Linked DNA regions of Homo sapiens: region 1 is linked to region 2. A link is a loop called in an ENCODE intact Hi-C map of the cell type or tissue named here. Cell type or tissue: CD4-positive, alpha-beta T cell. All regions are shown on one strand. Each heading gives the region's core, and the rest is flanking DNA. Links, peaks and the distances in the headings are about the cores only.

Region 1 (7,554 bases), core at 2,598-6,597, 48 kb before region 2:
CACACTCATAATCATAAATAGTAGTCACACACATAAACTTATAATTCATTTTAATTAATTATCCACAAACGGAGAGGATCAAAATATGAAATATCTACAAAAGTCCACTGCTCTCAAGTATCCAGTGTAAAGGGAGGGGACAGGGAATGAAATAAATTTTGGGCCTAGAGAAACTTCTGTATAATAACAAATTTTCAAAACCAGCTAGACCACACTAATGTGAAAGACAACTAATTTTTTTTTTTTTTTTTTTTTTTTTGAGACAGAGTCTTGCTGTGTCGCCCAGGCTGGAGTGCAGTGGCGCAATCTCAGCTCACTGCAAGCTCCGCCTCCCAGATTCACGCCATTCTCCTGCCTCAGGCTCCTGAGTAGCTGGGACTACAGGCTCCCGCCACCACGCCCAGCTAATTTTTTGTATTTTAGTAGAGATGGGGTTTCACCATGTTAGCCAGGATGGTCTCGATCTCCTGACCTCGTGATCCGCCCGCCTCGGCCTCCCAGAGTGCTGGGATTACAGGTGTGAGCCACCGTGCCCGGCCAAGACAACTAATTTTTAAATCACTGAACATGGACTAATTTCTTCACCTTCTGCAGCAGTCCACACCCCAGGCCAGGTTAAAAATCCACTAAGTTGGCCGGGCATGGTGGCTCATGCCTATAATCCCAGCCCTTTGGGAGGCCAAGGGAAGGGGATCACCTGAGGTCAGGAGTTCGAGACCAGCCTGGCCAACATGGCAAAACCCCATCTCTACTAAAAATACAAAAATTAGTTGGGCGTGATGGCACACACCTGTAGTCCCAGCTACCCAGGAGGCTGAGGCAAGGAGACTCACTTGAACCCGGCAGGGGGACAGGGTGGAGGCTGCAGTGAGTCGAGATCACACCACTTCACTCCAACCTGGGAGAAAGAGCGAAACTCCGTCTCAAAAAAATAAAAATAAAAAATAAAATAAATCCACTAAGTTTCTAATATGTAACCTGTACAAATACTCTGGGCTTATCGTAAAATTTTGTAACTAAAGCAACTAAGCAACTTGCATATTTTGTGTTATGTGATTCCAACTGTTAGGAAACTGATCCAATATCAGTCATAAATATAGGTTTCTACAGATAAGAATTTTGTCCCCCTGCCCGGCCAGCCGCCCCGTCCGGGAGGTGAGGGGCGCCTCTGCCCGGCCACCCCTACTGGGAAGTGAGGAGCCCCTCTGCCCGGCCACCACCCCGTCTGGGAGGTGTGCCCAACAGCTCATTGAGAACGGGCCAGGATGACAATGGCGGCTTTGTGGAATAGAAAGGCGGGAAAGGTGGGGAAAAGATTGAGAAATCGGATGGTTGCTGTGTCTGTGTAGAAAGTAGAAGACATGGGAGACTTTTCATTTTGTTCTGCACTAAGAAAAATTCCTCTGCCTTGGGATCCTGTTGATCTGTGACCTTACCCCCAACCCTGTGCTCTCTGAAACATGTGCTGTGTCCACTCAGGGTTAAATGGATTAAGGGCGGTGCAAGATGTGCTTTGTTAAACAGATGCTTGAAGGCAGCATGCTCGTTAAGAGTCATCACCAATCCCTAATCTCAAGTAATCAGGGACACAAACACTGCGGAAGGCCGCAGGGTCCTCTGCCTAGGAAAACCAGAGACCTTTGTTCACTTGTTTATCTGCTGACCTTCCCTCCACTATTGTCCCATGACCCTGCCAAATCCCCCTCTGTGAGAAACACCCAAGAATTATCAGTAAAAAAATAAATTTAAAAAAAAAAAAAAAAAAAAGAATTTTGTCGCCAGGCACAGTGGCTCACGCCCGTAATCCCAGCTCTTTGGGAGGCCGAGGCGGGCAGATCACGAGGTCAGGAGGTCGAGGCCACAGTAAAACCCCATCTCTACTAAAAATACAAAAAATTAGCTGGGCGCAGTGGCGGGCACCTGTAGTCCCAGCTACCTGGGAGGCTGAGGCAGGAGAATGGCGTGAACCCGGAAGGCAGAGAGCTTGCAGTGAGGCGAGATCGTGCCACTGCACTCCAGCCTGGGCGACAGAGCGAGACTCCATCTCAAAAAAAAAAAAAGAATTTTGTGAATATTTTAAAATTCCCACAAGATACCACCTAATGCCACAATTTAAACGTATTGCTCTAATTCATGGATTTCAAAAACATTAATATATGCTTTTTACTTCTTACCAATGTTAATTTTTTTACCCTTCCAAACATGTCAATTAGTACAATTTAAAAGTCCAATCATCCTTTAATAAAACCTGTTGGAATTCACTATTGCGTCATCTTTGTGTTGCCATCTAGCCTGAAAAGAATTTCTGGAAAAAAAGTGTTTTGAAAAGTTCATGCTACTTACAAAATTTATTTATTTTTTATTTATTTCCTTGCATCAAATTAACAAGTCCCTGCTAATATCTAGTATATTACCATATGCTCACTCAATGGCACAAACCAGTCTTCCACTAAAGTAGAAAAGAGGTAAGGAGAAACATGTCACTGCTTGTTGTTCTATCCCGATACTTAAATCAAACTCACTTCTTTAATAAGTAATTATTTAAAAATCTGTACTTTTTTCTAGACTTTTCCCAAAATATGTCTGCCTCCAAAAATTATGAATCCATTTTGGCAACTAATGGGGTAAAGAAACAAATGTTTTTTTTAATGTTAGTCTTTTCACATAATGCGAACTCATTCATCACTAGGTTCTCTTTCCCAAAGGTTTGCCAAGTCACAAGACACACTACTGTTTACAATCCCTCCCATCTGCCCCTTGCCAATATATATCAAACACTCTAGTCACTTGGCTTAAGCCACAGTTTCCCAAATAACCTTCTCAAATTCTAATTTAGACCCAAGATGCATTCGTTCTGATTCATATTCTTAATGGAAAAATTTTAAATCACCTGATTTTCACTAAGTTCTGCCTTTTGATGCTGCCAAATCCTAGAGCCCTCTTGCTTTCACACCAATGCCCCAAATGTGACAGCTATAGTTATCTATCACAGATAAGTATAAAGTATAGATAACTATACTTTTAAATTCTGTACTTTTAGACATATTTTTAATCTGAGTACCGTACCCTCTTGGTTTTCAAAGACAACTACCAACATTCAATTCATTCGAGCACAAGTCTTCACTTCATTTCATTACTATATACACCATGTTCTTTAAGGTGGGAGCCTACTGATTTCCCCCGACCCCAGACTGCAGTAGGAAAAGAAATGAAACAAAATATATTTACTAACATTCTATTTACAGATAACTATCAAACAGTTCCCATTTTTATTACAGGCTTCCTGTTACATAGTATCATAAATGCCTATTGTGCAGGATGTTTGTCGGGCATCTATACTGATGGTCTCCAAAATCAAACAATACTTCAGATAATGCTGCGGGAGGAGGGAGGGGAGTATGATTCACCAAAAACTGCAGTGAAGAGTAATGGAATATTTTCACCGGTGGTATGTTATAACTAATAGCTTCTTTCTTTCCTTTTTTTTTTTTTTTTTTTTGAGACGGAGTCTCACTCTGTCGCCCAGGCTGGAATGCAGGAATGCAGTGGCGCGATCTCGACTCTGCAACCTCTGCCCCCCGGGTTCAAGTGATTCTCCTGCCTTAGCCTCCCGAGTAGCTGAGATTACAGGGGCCCGCCACCACGCCCCGATAATTTTTGTATTTTTAGTAGAGACGGGGGTTTCACCATGTTGGTCAGGCTGGTCTCGAACTCCTGACCTCAAGTGCGCCCGCCTCAGCCTCCCTAAGTGCTGGGATTACAGGCATGAGCCACTGCGCCCAGCCAGCTTCTTGGGAGAGGAAGGTACTGCTAAGCAACCATCACGGTAGCAATAAATCCACCAGCTTCGAAGGCCGCAAAGCTAGGAAGATAGGTGGAAAAGCGGAGATGGGGTCCTCCCACAGCTTCTCTAGAGGTTAGGAGAGAACAAAGTCACTGCTGCACTGTCACTTGAGGGAAAGGGGGAGGGGGCGGATCATCTTGGAAACCCAGCCCCTGGGCTGGAGCAGGCGGGGAGAAGTCAGAGAGGCTGCCTAGGATTAACATTCTCGTTCTCACCCTCTCCCGCCCTTCTAGAAGCTCCCCTCCTCGCTCCAACGCGGCGGCCAGAGTCCCAAATGACCACTCCCTCCAATCTATCACCCGAGAGGTGTAGAGAGAAACCAAAGAAAGAACTGAGTCAGGTGGTTAGGCAGAGCGGGGACTCCCATGACCTCTCCGTCCTCCCCCAACACCCTCCAGCCTCCCCCGGAACACTATCAAGCCCAGAAGGGTCCGGGGCGGGGGGGAAAGCCCCACACAGGTGTGCTCGCCGGGGAGGGGCGCAATGGCCGGGCCGCCGGCTCCCCAGAGCTCCCGCAGCGCGGCCTCAGCCCGAGCCCCAGCCTCAGCTCCGGCCACGGTCCCTGCCCCGGCCCCAGCCCCAGCCCCAGCCCCAGCCCCAGCCCCAGCCCCAACAGAGAAAGGCAGAGCACGCCGAACCCGGCGCCCTGCGGCCGCCCAGCCCCGACTCGAGGCCCGCCCGCCCTCCCGGCCGGGCCCTGAGTCCAGCCCGCGGGCGCGGCCTAACTGCTCGCCCCGCAGCTTGCCCCGGGGCCCGAGGGTCGCTGTACCTGGGCGGCGGCCTCCAGCTTGCCCTCGAAGGTGAAGTCCAGCAAGTCGGGCTTGAGGCAAAGGCTGCAGTTGATGGGGGAGACATCGGCAGGCAGCCGCTCGAAGGGCCTCTTCTCCGGCATCGCGGCGAGGCCCAGGCTGTGGAGGCGGCGGCGAGAGGAGCGGCTGAAGACGAGAAGGAGGAGGGGAGGAGGCGGAGGGCCGAGGAAGAGCAGGCGGCGAGCGAGGGAGGGGGCGGCAGCTGCCAGCCACATCCACCGAGCGCGGGCGACCGCCGGAGGAGAGCGACCGGGGGAGCCTGGGGGGCGGGGGAGAGACCCAGCCGGAGCGCTAGGGGTTGGGAAGGAGGCGGTGCGGGCGGACTGGCGGGCGAGCTGCCTACGGGGAAGGGGGCGGAGGGGAGGGAAGGGGAGGAGGGCCAGCAAGGAGGGATGGAGAGGGGGAAGTGGTGGCGGCGGCTGCGTGCGCGGCCCCGCCGGCCGGGCGCGCCCCCGTGGAGTGCGCGCGCACGCCGGGGCAGAGGGCGGAGCGGCGAGGACGAGGGCGCGGCCGGCGGGGCGGGAGGGCGTAGGGTTGCCCGCGCGAGCGCAGGGCGGGAGGCGGGCGCTGCACCTGTCGGCGCCGCTCAGGACTGGGGGCGGCCTTCCAACTGGAAGGAGCCGGGAAGGGCTTGATCAGAGGAAGGAAAGGCATAAGGGGCCCTCGGGAAACTGAAGCCTACGCAGTTGGTCAGTTCAGCCAGGGTCGCATGCATAAAATACCAGTTACAAGCAAAACCCCAAACTGGATTCTGCCTCCAGGTCAGCGAAAAGCCCTGACTTGAGCCTCTCTGGCCTCAGTTCCTGTTAGTAGCAAATTCAAAGGATGATTTGAAAGTTTTGTTATAAAACCTTTAATAGCCGGGCGCGGTGTCTCACGCCTGTAATCCCAGCACTTCGGGAGGCCGAGGCGGGCGGATCACGAGGTCAGGAGATCGAGACCATCCTGGCTAACATGGTGAAACCCCGTCGCTACTAAAAGTACAAAAAATTAGCCGGGCGTGGTGGCGGGCGCCTGTAGTCCCAGCTACTCAGGAGGCTGAGGCAGGAGAATGGCGTGAACCCGGGAGGCGGAGCTTGCAGTGAGCCGAAATCGCGCCACTGCACTCCAGTCTGGGCGACAGAGCAAGACTCCGTCTCAAAAAAAAAAAAAAAAAAAAACCTTTAATAATCTAGGTTACTTCAACCAATGAGATCTGGACTTTTGAGGGAGTGATTTCAAAAACTATATTTTTGTTTCCATGATTTAATGTTTAAAATGGGATGTTTCGGGCGGTCGCGGTGGCTCACGCCTGTAATCCCAGCACTTTGGGAGGCCGAGGCGGGCGGATCACAAGGTTAGGAGTTCAACACCAGCCTGGCCAATATGGTGAAACCCCGTCTCTACTAAAAATACAAAAAAAAAAAATAGCCGGGCTTGGTGGCGGGCGCCTGTTGTCCCAGCTATTCGGGAGGCTGAGGTAGGAGAATCGCTTGAACCCGGGAGGTGGAGGTTGCAGTGAGCCGAGATTGCGCCACTGCACTCCAGCCTGGGCGACAGAGTGAGACTCTGTCTCAAAAAAAAAAAAATAAATAAATAATAAAATAAAATGGGATGTTTCACCTTTTCCCCATTTTCATCTTTGTTTCTTTTTAAACTAAAAGATCCTTCAGCAATCATGGCCTCTTTAATGGTGAACTATCTGTGGCTCTCTCAGTTCTGTAGATACCTTGCAAATTGAGGAGGTATATATATAAATGCATATATATATATATATATATATATATATATATATATATAATGTAACTGAAATTATCTTTAAAAAGGGGGGCCAGGGCCAGGTACGGTGGCTCACACCTGTAATCCCAGCACTTTGGGAGGCTGAGGCAGGTGGATCACGAGGTCAGGAGTTCGAGACCAGCCTGGCCAATATGGTGAAACCCTATCTCTACTAAAAATACAAAAATTAGCCTGGCATAGTGTCATGTGCCTGTAGTCCCAGCTACTAGGGAGGCTGAGGCAGGAGAATCGCTTGAACCCGGGAGGCGGAGGTTGCAGCGAGCCAAGATCACGCCACTACACTCCAGCCTGGGCTACAACGAGACTCTGTCTCAAAAAAAAAAAAAACAGTGGGCCCAGGTGTGGTGACGTGTGCCTATGATCCCAGCTACTCGGGAGGCTGAGACGGGAGGATCACTTGAGCCCAGGAGGTGGATGGAGGCTGCAGTGAGCTGTAATGGTGCCACTGCACTCCAGATGACAGAGTGAGGCCCTGTCTCTAAAAAAATAAAAATGAAATAACAATTTAAAAAATGTTATTTAAAGTGTCAAAGGCAAGGAGATTTATCCATAATCTTCATATTTCTTTATAGAAATTTCTCAGATAGAACCCTGTAATTTCCAAAACTGAATGTAGTATGTTGTAATGGACCAGTACTGTCCAGCAGAAACATACTGTGAACCACTAGGTAGTATTAAATCTTACAGTAGCCACATCACAAAAAAGTAAAAAGGAAACAAATGAAAACACATCTTATTTAACCCAACATATCCAAAATATTATCATTTCAACATGTAATCAATATAAAAAATATTAATGAGGCCGGGCACGGTGGCTCACGCCTGTAATCCCAGCACTTTGGGAGGCCAAGGCAGGTGAATAACCTGAGGTCAGGAGTTCAAGACCAGCCTGACCAACATGGTGAAATCCCGTCTCTACTAAAAATACAAAAATTAGCCAGGCATGGTGGCGCATGCCTGTAATCCTAGCCAGCTACTCTGGAGGCTGAGGCAGAAGAATCACTTGAACCCAGAAGGCGGCGGTTGCAGTGAGCTGAGATCACAGCACTGCACTTCAGCCTGGGCAAAAAGAGCGAAACTCCGTCTCAAAAAAAAAAAAAAATTAATGAGATATTTTACTTA
Region 2 (5,835 bases), core at 1-4,000:
AGGAATAGCATTCTAGGGAAACAGAACAGTACAAGCAAGGCTTTGAGGTTAAAAGAGTATAAAGGGGTGTCAGATTTTGTCAAATGCTTTTTTGTGTCTATTGAGATGATCATGTGATACTTGTTCTTTATTCTGTTGATATGATGACATATTAATTGATTTTCTTTTCTTTTCTTCTTTTTTTTTGAGATGGAGTCTTGCTCTGTTACCCAGGCTGGAGTGCAGTGGCTCCATCTCGGCCCACTGCAGCCTCTGCCTCCCAGGTTCAAGTGATTCTCCTGCCTCAGCCTCCCGAGTAGCTGAGACTACAGGTGTGCGCCACCATGCCCCACTGATTTTTGTATTTTTAGTAGAGACAGGGTTTCACCATGTTAGCCAGCCTGGACTCCTGACCTCAGGTGATCCACCTTCCTGACCTCCCAAAGTGCTGGCATTACAGGCGTGAGGCACCGTGCCCAGCCTTATTAATTGATTTTCAAATATTAAACCAACCTCACATCCCTGGGATAAATTCCTTTAACACACTTAAATTAATACTTTGATTAAATCAAATTCTCTATATTGTTATAACTTGGAAAATGCTGTTGACAGCTGAGTTATATAGTACATTATGAACACTTTTTCTTTCCTGCATAATATATTTTTTTTTCCTGAAGTGTAGTGTCTTAATTTGCTCATTTGCTTATGGAACTATGGGTTATGTAATTTCCTCTCTGTGCATTCAAAACATTAAATTTTTTTTTTTTTTTTTTTTTTTTTGAGAGGGAGTCTCACTCTGTTGCCCAGGCTGGAGTGCAATGGTATGATCTTGGCTCACTGCAACCTCTGCCTCCTGGGTTCAAGCAATTCTTCTGTGTTAGCCTCCCCAGTAGGTGGGACTACAGGTGTGTGCCACCACACCTGGCTGTTTTGTATTTTTAGTACAGACGGGGTTTCACCATATTGGCCAGGCTGGTCTCGAACTCCTGACCTCATTATCTACCTGCCTCAGCCTCCCAAAGTGCTAGGATTACAGGTGTGAGCCACCACGCCCTGCAACATTAAATATTTTATTAATTTCATCTTTTTCAAGAAATCCCTCCTGGAGTCTTCTTACCTGTTTTAATCTGGACTAGTTGCTCTTAAGGCCAACTGTACGTCTTAGGATCTAAGATTCCTCTTGCCTCCGTCTTCTTTTCTTTTTTTTTTGAGACTGAGTCTTGCTCTGTTGCCCAGGCTGGAGTGCAGTGGTGCGATCTCAGCTCACTGCAACTTCCGCCTCCCGGGTTCAAGCGATTCTCCTGCCTCAGTCTCCTGAGTAGCTGGGATTACAGGTGTGCGCCACCACGCCCAGCTAATTTTTGTATTTTTAGTAGAAATGGGGTTTCACCATGTTGGTCAGGCTGATTGCCTCCCTCTTACGTTGTATTCCCTGTTGCTTGGATCCTATGTCTTTATGTTTTCATAGTCTATTTCATTACTTTGGTGGAGCACATTTTCTAGCAGCTGCCTGAGAAAGGCTGCATGGTGGATAAATAAGATCTTGCAAGTCTAAAAAGAAATATTTTATTCTCCCACTTCATTTATAATTTGCCCAGGTATTTAATTCTGTGATAGAAATAATTTTTTCCTCAATTAAAAGTACTGCTCAAAGTCTGGGCATGGTGGGTCATGCCTGTAATCTCAACACTTTGGGAGGCTGAGGCAGGAGGATCACTTGAGCAGGAGTTGAATACCAGCTGGGCAACACAGTGAGACCTTGTCTCTACAAAAACTAAAAAAAAGTGAAAATTAGCCAAGCGTGGTAGTGCACACCTGCAGTTCCAGTTACTTGGGAGTCTGAAGTGGGAGGATTGCATGAGTCCCAGAGGTCAAGGCTGCAGTGAGCCCTGATGGCGTCACTGTACTCTAGCCTGGGTGACAGAGTGAGACCCTGTCTCAGTGAATGAATGAATGAATGAGTGAATGAATAATAAAAGCACTGCTCTGTTGTCTTTGTAATTACTTTTTATTTTATTTTTTTTTTGAGACGGAGTCTCACTCTTTCGCCCAGGCTGGATTGCAGTGGCGCGATCTTGACTTACTACAACCTCTGCCTCTTGGGTTCAAACAATTTTCCTGCCTCAGTCTCCTGAGTAGCTGGGACTACGGGCGCCTGCCACCACGCCCAGCTAATTTTTGTATTTTTAGTAAAGACAGGGTTTCACCATATTGGCCAGGCCAGTCTCGAACTCCTGACCTTGTGATCAGCCCACCTTGGCCTCCCAAAGTGCTGGGATTACAGACCTGAGTCACTGCGCCCGGCCGTAACTTCCTTTTTTTTTTTTTTGAGACGAAGTCTCGCTCTGTCACCCAGGCTGGAGTGCAGTGGCAGGATCTCAGCTCACTGCAACCTCTGCCTCCTGGGTTCAAGTGATTCTTCTGCCTCAGTCTCCCGAGTAGCTGGAACTACAGGCACGTGCCATCACGCTTGGCTAATTTTTTGTATTTTAGTGGAGACGGGGTTTCACCATGTTGGCCAGGATGATCTCGAGCTCCTGACCTCATGATCTGCCTGCTTTGGCCTCCCAAAGTGCTGGGATTACAGGCGTGAGCCACTGCACCCGGCCTGTCTTTGTAACTTCTAATGTTGCTGTTAGGAAGCCCAGTGTTGCCAGGTGCCATGGCTCAGGCCTGTAATCCCAGCACTTTGGGAGGCCGAGGCAGGCAGATCACAAGGACAGGAGTTCGAGACCAGCCTGGTCAGCATGGTGAAACCCCATCTCTACTAAAAATACAAAAATTAGGCGGGCGGGGTGATGTGTGCCTGTAGTCCCAGCTACTTGGGAGGCTGAGGCAGGAGAATTGCTTGAACCCAGGAGGCAGAGGTTGCAGTGAGCCGAGATTGCGCCACTGTACTCCAGCCTGTGCGACGGAGTGCGAGACTCTGTCTCAAAAAAAAAAAAAAAGAAGCCCAGTGTTATTCTGACTCTTTTTTTTGAGATGGAGTCTCGCTCTGTTTCCCAGGCTGGAGTGCAGTGGCGCGATCACTACCTCTGCCTCCTAAGTTCAAGTATTCTCCTGCCTCAGCCTCCCAAGTAGCTGGGATTACAGACAGCACCACCATGCCCAGCTTTTTTTTTTTTGAGATGGAGTCTCGCTCTGTGACCCAGGCTGGAATGCGGTGGTGCGATCTCTGCTCACTGCAACCTCTGCCTCCTGGGTTCAAGCGATTCTTGTGCCTCAGCCTCCGGAGTAGCTGGGATTACTGGTGTGCACCACCATGCCCAGCTTATTTTTGGATTTTTAGTATAGATGGGGTTTCACCCTGTTGGCTAGGCTGGTCTCAAACTCCTGACCTCAAGTGATCTACCTGCCTCGGCCTCCCAAAGTGCTGGGATTACAGACGTGAGCCACCGCGCCTGGCCTATTTTGACTCTTGAGCATTTGTAAGAAACCCGTTTTTTCTGTTTTTAGTGCATATCAGATGTTATCTTTGATTCTAGAATTCTGAAATTTCACTATGAGAAGTCTTAGTCTTTCTTTAGAGTGCTTAATTTAAGAGGGAGAAGGTTGAATTTCCAGGACTTGACACATTAAAAAATCAATTATTGGCCGGGCGTGGTAGCTCACGCCTGTAATCCCAGGACTTTGGGAGGCCGAGGCGGGCGGATCCTGAGGTCAGGAGATCGAGACCATCCTGGCTAACACGGTGAAACCCCGTCTCTACTAAAAATACAAAAATTTAGCCGCGTGTGGTCGCGGGCGCCTGTAGTGCCAGCTACTCAGGAGGCTGAGGCAGGAGAATGGCGTGAACCTGGGAGGCAGAGCTTGCAGTGAGCCGAGATCATGCCACTGCACTCCAGCCTGGGTGACAGAGCGAGACTCAAAAAAAGAAAAAAAAAAAAAAGCTAAACAGTTATTGAGTAAGTGGATGGACATGAATGGAGGTCAGTGTAGGCTGTGAATTATGGAATTGTAAGACCTTTAGAAGTAATACTCAGGCTTAATTTTACAGAATCCGGAGGATAAAAGACTATGATGCCAACTTTAAAATAAAGGACTTCCCTGAAAAAGCTAAGGATATCTTTATTGAAGCTCACCTTTGTCTAAATAAGTAAGTGAACTCCCTATCTTTACCCATTCTGTTCTCAGCAGTTAGCTATTATTTTAGGCACAGTTTTTTTGTTTGTTTGTTTTTGTTTTGCACAAATTTGTTTTCTGCCTTCAGGTAAGAGATCTAGAGTGAGAGAACTTCCTATATTGGAAGTAATTAGTGACTGACGCTGTCTTTCACTCCCCTCTCTGCTTCTGGGAATTTCTACCATTTGGTCTGTCTCAGTTCCACCTGCAAGTGTTGGGACCTTGTGCCAGAATAGCTGCCTTTTTCACCCTATCTGATCCCTGAATTCATTCTGATCTTTTTTGTGTGTTTGTCTTACGTATCTTCATTTCCCTTTCCTTGGTTATTTTGAATATATTTCTTGTGAAAATTTCCAGCTCTCCCTCCACTTTTATTTTTTTATTTTTTATTTTGAGATGGAGTCTCGCTCTGTCGCCCAGGCTGGGAGTGCAATGGCGCAATCTTGGCTCTCTGCAACCTCCACGTCCCTGGTTCAAGCAACTCCCCTGCCTCAGCCTCCCAAGTAGCTGGGATTACAGGTGCACGCCACCACATCCAGCTAATTTTTTTGTATTTTTAGTAGAGACGGGGTTTCATCATGTTGGCCAGACTGGTCCTGAACTCCTGACCTCAGGCAACCTGCCCGCCTCGGCCTCCCAAAGTGCTAGGATTACAGGCATGAGCCACCACGCCCGGCCCCCTTTTTTTTTTTGAGATGGAGTCTCACTGTTGCACAGTCTGGAATGCAGTGGCATGATCGTGGCTCACTGCAGCCTTGACCTCCTGGACCCAAGTGGTTCTCTCAAGGAATCTACTTAGTCCGTCAAGTAGAGCTGGGACCACCAGCATCTGCCACCACACCCAGCTAATTAAAATAAACTTTTTTTTGTAGAGACAAGGTTTTGCTGTGTTGCCTAGACTGGTCTCAAATTCCTGGGCTCAAGCAATCCTCCTGCCTTGGCCTCCCAAAGTGAAGAAATTATAGGCATGAGCCACCATACCTGGCCACCCAGCTTTTTCTTGATTCATCCAAGTTAGGGCTCCTAGGAAGATGAAGAATCAACATTAGGAGGCTGGAATATCTTAAGTACTAGCCGTGGACTGTTGCTGGCATTCTTTGATCTGTGGCTGCTGTGGCTAGGCTTCAGGTGGGACCCAAAACCTGTAGTCTAAAATCCATTAATTATTTAATTTTACTTTTATTTCTTTAAAAAAAATTTATTTATTTTGAATAGAGATGGGATGTCGTGATGTTGCCCAGGCTGTTCTTGTTTTTGTTTTTTGTTTTGAGACGGTCTTGTTCTGTTGCCCAGGCTGGAGGGCAGTGGTGCAATCACAGCTCATTGCAGCCTCAGCTCCGGGGCTCAAGCGATCCTCCCATCTCAGCCCCCTGAGTAGCTGGAACCTCTAGGGGTATACCACCACACCCTGCTAGTTTTCATATTTTTTGTAGGGATGGGATTTCACCATGTTGCCCAGGCTATGCAAGCCAGTCATTTTTTTTTTTCCCCCTTTTTGAGACGGAGTCTAGCTCTGTCATCCAGGCTGGAGTGCAGTGGTGCAGCCTGTGCCTCCTGGGTTCAAGCAATTCTCCTGCCTTAGCCTCCCAAGTAACTGCATGCCACCACACCCAGCTAATTTTTGTATGTTTAGTACAGATGGGTTTTTACCATGTTGGCCAGGTGGTCTAAAACTCCTGACCTCAGGTGATCTGCCTACCTCAGCCTCCCAAAGTGCTGGGATTACAGATGTGA

What was found. Hi-C counts contacts between places; a loop is a spot of excess contacts. Peaks named below come from ENCODE experiments on the same cell type or tissue, not always from the same donor. Only the 100,000 strongest peaks of a DNase experiment are listed, where the experiment ranks them.
Region 1: a loop joins it to region 2, with 9 times the contacts of the local background. A loop is called at or near these places in 2 of 110 quality-filtered maps.

What each region holds. Positions count from the first base shown.
Region 1 is chr17:38,252,285-38,259,838 of GRCh38, forward strand. It overlaps the pseudogene NPEPPSP1. Among named protein-coding and RNA genes, the nearest start is that of MRPL45, 41 kb to the right of the region's middle. RefSeq lists an enhancer at 4,753-5,286. In CD4-positive, alpha-beta T cell, for the core only: no CTCF peak of the experiment used is centred there; DNase peaks (open chromatin) are centred at 4,121 and 5,067; H3K4me3 peaks cover 1,396 bases.
Region 2 is chr17:38,302,557-38,308,391 of GRCh38, forward strand. It overlaps MRPL45 (mitochondrial ribosomal protein L45), which reads left to right. Exons shown (of 8, transcript NM_032351.6): 4 at 3,977-4,075. Among named protein-coding and RNA genes, the nearest start is that of MRPL45, 8.3 kb to the left of the region's middle. In CD4-positive, alpha-beta T cell, for the core only: no CTCF peak of the experiment used is centred there; no DNase peak of the experiment used is centred there.